Regions from separate parts of the Homo sapiens genome. Here region 1 is linked to region 2. A link is a loop called in an ENCODE intact Hi-C map of the cell type or tissue named here. Cell type or tissue: K562. All regions are shown on one strand. Each heading gives the region's core, and the rest is flanking DNA. Links, peaks and the distances in the headings are about the cores only.

The links. Peaks named below come from ENCODE experiments on the same cell type or tissue, not always from the same donor. Only the 100,000 strongest peaks of a DNase experiment are listed, where the experiment ranks them.
Region 1: a loop joins it to region 2, with 5 times the contacts of the local background. A loop is called at or near these places in 19 of 110 quality-filtered maps.

The regions. Positions count from the first base shown.
Region 1 is chr1:151,933,076-151,935,993 of GRCh38, reverse strand. The region is part of intron 1 of LOC124904421 (a long non-coding RNA gene); the gene reads left to right. Among named protein-coding and RNA genes, the nearest start is that of THEM4, 25 kb to the right of the region's middle. In K562, for the core only: a CTCF peak has its summit at 1,800 (motif pointing left); a DNase peak (open chromatin) is centred at 1,793.
Region 2 is chr1:152,184,444-152,187,361 of GRCh38, reverse strand. No RefSeq gene overlaps it. Among named protein-coding and RNA genes, the nearest start is that of CCDST, 3.4 kb to the left of the region's middle. In K562, for the core only: a CTCF peak has its summit at 1,599; a DNase peak (open chromatin) is centred at 1,611.

The DNA of each region.
Region 1 (2,918 bases), core at 316-2,815, 250 kb after region 2:
ATTAAATGACATTATGGGTATAAAATGTCTCTCTTTCTTTTACCTTTAAACTCTGTTGAACTTGAAAAAAGTGGCTCATTTAATATCTAGTACTGGGAGCTCCTCAGTAAGTGGTTGCTTTTATTACCTCATTCCAAAGAGAAAAATATATTGTGGCCAGGCACGGTGGCTCACGCCTGTAATCCCAACACTTTGGGAGGCTGAGGCAGGCAGATTGCTTGAGCTCAGGAGTTCGAGACCAGCCTGGGCAACATGTCAAAACCCCGTCTCTACAAAAAATACAAAAATTAGTTGGGCATGTTGGTGTGCGCCTAGCTACTTGGGGAACTAAGGCGAGAAGATTGCTTGAGCCTGGGAGGTCGAGGCTGCAGTGAGTTATGTTCATGCCACTGCACTCCAGCCTGGGTGCGAGACCGTCTCAAGGAAAAAAAAAATTGTTAAGTGCTCTACAACCCTTGTGATACCAGAAACCAAGGGAATATAAGTAATAGTCTTGTGATAATCTCCCGTTCTTTATTCTCCCCACTTTGTTTTCCCCAGCCCTCTCCATGATGAAGATGGCTGCAGTTTCCGTGGTTTCTGCTATGGAATGAAAAATCCTACAGGCAGAGCCCATGCTTCCTGCAGCTGCCAGCTCTGCCCTGCCTCCTTCCCCTCCCAGCTCCCCTGTGAGAAGCACTATCCTCAGAATGACTCAACCTCATTTTCCAGGAGGGTCTTAGAACTCATTGTACTTTTTTCTTGCAACCGTAAATTTTCTGCAGTTTGTTCACCTAAAGACTTTTCACATGACAGGTTTCTATGTCTTAGAACCTACTTTCTCTGATCCTAATCCCACTCAGGGGAGGACACAAATATTGCACTTCAGTCACTTTTAATGTGTCTGCTGTACAATACCACCTGGCAGAGTACCCAAAAAGCAACAACTCAAAATCTAGCCCACCAGATATTCCATGAGATTTGATGGTGATGAGCACTGCAGTCCAGGGTTCAAGGAAAGCTAGGATGGGTATTCCTCATGGTAATTTCTGAGCAACTTTGAGTCACTCAACGTATTTCATTGTCTTCTAGGCGTATTTAGTCTTTCTATTGAATGTAAGAACTGGACAGAGAGGTGGGGAGCATCTTATCGCTCACTTTGCAAAAGAGGAAACAGCTCTGAGGTCTCATTTTACGTATCTATTGACTATTTTATACTCAGTTTGGAAACAAAATGATAAATAATAGAGCAATCTATCACTTTGTAAAATCTAGAAGACTAAGCTTTGAAGTTCTTCCAAGTCCCTAATTAGATAATAGTCATCACTTAAAGAATAAACTGTTAGGTATTGAGATAGATATAACCTGTTCATTTATTGACGAATATCAGCCTAAAAGTTTACCAGGAAATAATTTAAAATGTATAAAATCTTCCTAATTACTCAAAGGAAATTTATAATAGTCAAAAATTTTACCTACTAACCAAAAATCCAGAAGATTCAGGACAAAAATAAATGGAAGAATAGATAATTATCTAAATACACTTGTGGAGGTCAGAATAATGGGCCCCCAAAAAGGTCCAAGTAAGTCTCTGGAGTCTGTGAATACGTTACCACACATGGCAAAAGGGATTTGCAGATGTGATTAAGTAAGGATCTTGAGATGGGAAGATTATCCTGGATTACATGGGCAGGCCCAATGTAATAACAAGGGTGTAGGGTGCAAGGAAGAAAGGTGCGGAAGAGTTACAGAAAATGGGACGACAGAAGCAGAGGTAGTTTTACAATTGCTGGCTGAGGGACCAAGCCAAAGAATGTGGGCTCCCTCTAGAGGCTGGAAAAAGGAAGAAAACAGATTCTTCCCTAGAGCCTCTAGGAGTACAGCTCTGCTGACACCTAGATTTCAGCCCCCTGAGACCCACTTCAAATTTCTGACCTCCAGAACTGTAAAATAATAAATTTGTGTTGCTTTAAGCCATTAAGTTTGTAATAATTGTTATAGCAACAAGAGGAAACTTATACACACTCTTTTGGCTCTTTCGGGTTAATGTGCAGTTTTGGTGACAACATACTGATCAAAATTGTCAACAAATTATGTGATCTCCCCCTTGTGTATAGTCAGTGGTATTATAAGGTAATTTCAAAAGAAATGGAAGAAAAAAGTTTTTTAAATAAATGGAAAACAGTTACTATTAATATAGTCTGATTGGAAAGGTTAAAACCACTTGGAAAGGTTAAAACTTTATGGAACATATAGCTGCAAACAGTTCCACACAAAAACAAAAACAAAAAAGGCTACAAGAAATCTGGTGCTATTCCCAATGCCTTTCTACACTAGCTGGTGAAATGTCACAGTTGTCAGTGGACTATTACCCATGTTTAAAGCCCATCTCTCCTCTTGCAGAGAACCCAGACTTAGAATCTCAAGCAAAACAATGGCTTGCATTTGAGAAAGAATGTCTAATAAGAAAACATTTATATTGTTGGTGCTGCCTCTCAATATCTATCAAAAAACTTTATGCAAGATTATCTGAAGTATATATAAGTCACAGTACATGTTTCTCTGAGGCCAGATTACCAGAAAGCTGAATAACTGTACTATATTGTTTTGCCCCCTCTGCTGGGTCGCCTCCATTCCCTTTGAATTTCTTTCACTGAAATTTGATGCCATCAGCTTAATTAAGAGACATTACATGGTTTAGCCCTGTGAGACTTTTGTTGTCTTTACAGTTAGGATTCTTTGAGGTTGTTATTTGTTGTATTACATAGAATCCCCTCCATGAAAACCCTTGCATAAATCCATGTGTTAAGGTGTCTGTACCAGAAACAGGTAAGCCGCTTCTAAGCAGAGGGTCATTCTTCTTTTTAACGCTCACAGAAATATAATACACATGGCACTACACAGCTGTCAAAAGCTATGGAACTATACAACAAAAAGAA
Region 2 (2,918 bases), core at 119-2,618:
ATGGTGGGTGATCTTAAATAGTCTTCCCTCTCTGACACTGAGTGGAGCTTCAAGGAGGACAGCAGAAGAAAGAGGGCTTGACTCCAGTATCCAAAGTGCTGAGGGCTCACCCTAGGACCTATTCACTGGGCATATTGCTGTAGCTTTACTTCTTCACTCCCCCTTCCCACCAGGTCCCTTGGATGCCAGGTTCTAAAGCACTCCCACTGCTCACTCTTCCTGGAAAAGGGCATTGTGGTGGAATGTTGAAGGAGCTTGGCAGCCAAATCAGCATATCCAGTGTCGTGACTCAACCCCTTCACAGCTCGCAACCTTAGTTTATCAAAGTCCCTTCCCTTCTCTGGAATTCCATTGTATCTGTATGATGAGAAGGCTTGATTAGGTGATGTCTAAGGTCTCTACTAGAGGTGAGCGCCTTTTCCCCACTCCTGGCCTCTTTTCACTCCTTTCTTCTCCTTGCCCCTGAGATGGTAGAAGGACTTAACTGGTTGGTAAATTTTGTAAGAATAATTGGCTTAGCTCTACTCTGCTTCTACTTGGGAACTGCAGAGATCCCTATGGCATAATAGGGACTTACTCTTAGGCAAGGATGCCCAGGCCTGTCATGATTAGGTGGGTAAGTTAGCCTAATTCTCAGTTCTAGTATGAGCAAGCCCCAGCTAGCAGACCTAGCGCTACTAATGTCTTACTTAATCACTATCAATAAAAAAGATGACATTTTGAGCACCACATTTTCTTTCTATTTTTCAGTACAGTTCAGAACAAGGGCAAAGAAATAAAACAGTTCCGTTTACTGAGATCCCTTTGCAGAACACAGTAATTCCTTCTAGCCCTTTCTAGCACTTATTAAACAAGACAATATAAAACATCTAATGAATAAATTCACACTAAAGGGCTAATATAACCCTTCATAGGCTATTTATACTTTAAAAAGCACTATAAGAAACAGAAAAAGGGCAGTGCTTTATGGTAGACATTATATAACTATACTACCTCAGTGGAAAGTATATTTTGGAGTAAGACCTTTTTCAGGGCCTCTCAAATTACACCCGTCTGTTCATCCGTCAACAGTTGTTAAGAAAGTTAAAAGTAGAGATTATGGAGTTAAATTGTCTGGGTGCAAATCCTGCTGATGTCCCTGACTAGCTGTGTGGCCTTGGGTAGGTTGTTTAACCTCTCTGTGCCCTAATTTTTCCATCTACAAGATGGGGATAATAGTAAGAACTTGAAAGACACTTGGTAAGCACCATAAAACTTCTATTGTGTGTAAGACACTGTGTTACTCCTAAATCCCCCAGGACTTTGCCTCTAGAATAAAATCTATAGAACCAAGAAAGGAAATTGATTGCAGAGGCCGTGGGAATGGTAAAATTAAATCAAATGTAAACATTTGGGCCAGTAACAAGGACGAATTTCTGGACAAACATGACTTTAAAAACAGGACTCTTTTCCCAGGATGAGCTCCTCAAACTGATATCAGATTGACTAGTTCAGCTTCCAAACCCAGGAAGCTCTTTTGGGCACTTGGGACACTCCTGAACAGCATGCACAGGGATTTGCTCCCTGATGATACTGAACGTAATTCCTCCAAACTGCCACCAGGTGTCTACAGACACTCACACACCCTCTGGCTCCTAAGTCAACAGATGGGTACTTTAACTGAGAAAGAAGTTACCAGCCCAAGGGCACGCGGTTTGTTAACGATGAACTCTGTGGTAGAACCCAGGTTTGTGTGGCTGGTTATTATTCAGTCTCAACTCCAAAGTGCCTCAGGGATAGAAGAAGCAAATTTCAAAGAAAGAATCAGGCCCAGGAGGAACCTGACATACCATCATACCTCTGCCTCCTTGAAGGATAACACGAGCCATCCCAACCATAAAAGGATCCTCTACTCCACCAGAAAAGAGATTTAAATTGCCCCTCAGTCTCCCTGAAGCTCAAGCCCAGGGTTTGGCGTTTTTCACTGCTTAGAAGTTTTTCTTGGCTCTGCCTTCAGATGTCAGCCCTGAAATTCTCAGCTTAGACCAGCAAGCCCAGATGTATTTCTTCCCTTTGCCTTTAATGGTCCTCTCCTGGTGAGCACAGAAGTAGTTTGGGCAGCATTCAGTGCAGAGCAGGGATCCCAAATGCAAACATCCTCTCTTCCCTGTCTTAGATCTAGCTGTTAACAAACCTAGAGGTAACTATATGCATCTTTCTTCTTGGTAAACACTGAGTACTTATAGCATGGAGTCCATCATTAGACACAAAGAATGTTCACACTTGCACTACACCTATGTATTTCTCTTGCTTACACAAGGGCACACTACCCCACCACCACTAAATCATAAGTTCCTTGAGGGAGGAACTCTGGCTTTCCTCCCAGCACTACACATGGCAGCTTACACAGTGAATGCTTGTTGAATTTGCCCCAGTGGTGACAAATTTGAGAGGCTTGTGTGGATTCTGTATGTGGGATTTTATGTTCATGTTAGATCATTGCCCCCTACCCTAAGGAGCTCCTACTTTGAAAAATGGCATATGTCTGTCTCCTCAGTGGCAATACGGGCTCTGGGTGTAGACACACATGGGTGGTATAATCCATGGCACAGGACCCTGGATCTTGGGATGAGGCTCAGGCTGAACAAAACTAAGAAAGCAAAGGGAGACATGGGTACAGAAACCTCCATAGCCTGGACCTCCCCTGACTCTATAGCTGCCCTAGGGTGTCATCAGATCCCCTTCTCATCTCTTCTCTTCCCCTTGCTTTCCCTCCACCTTTCTCTCTCTCTCCCCATCTCTCTGCTCCCCTCTTTGCCCCTTTTGCTCTCTCCTCTTACTTCCCCTTTCCCTCCCATCTCCATCGTTCCCATGTTTCCTCTTTTTTTCCATCTCCCTGCATTGAATGAACAAAAACAGAGCTTCATACCTAAGACTCA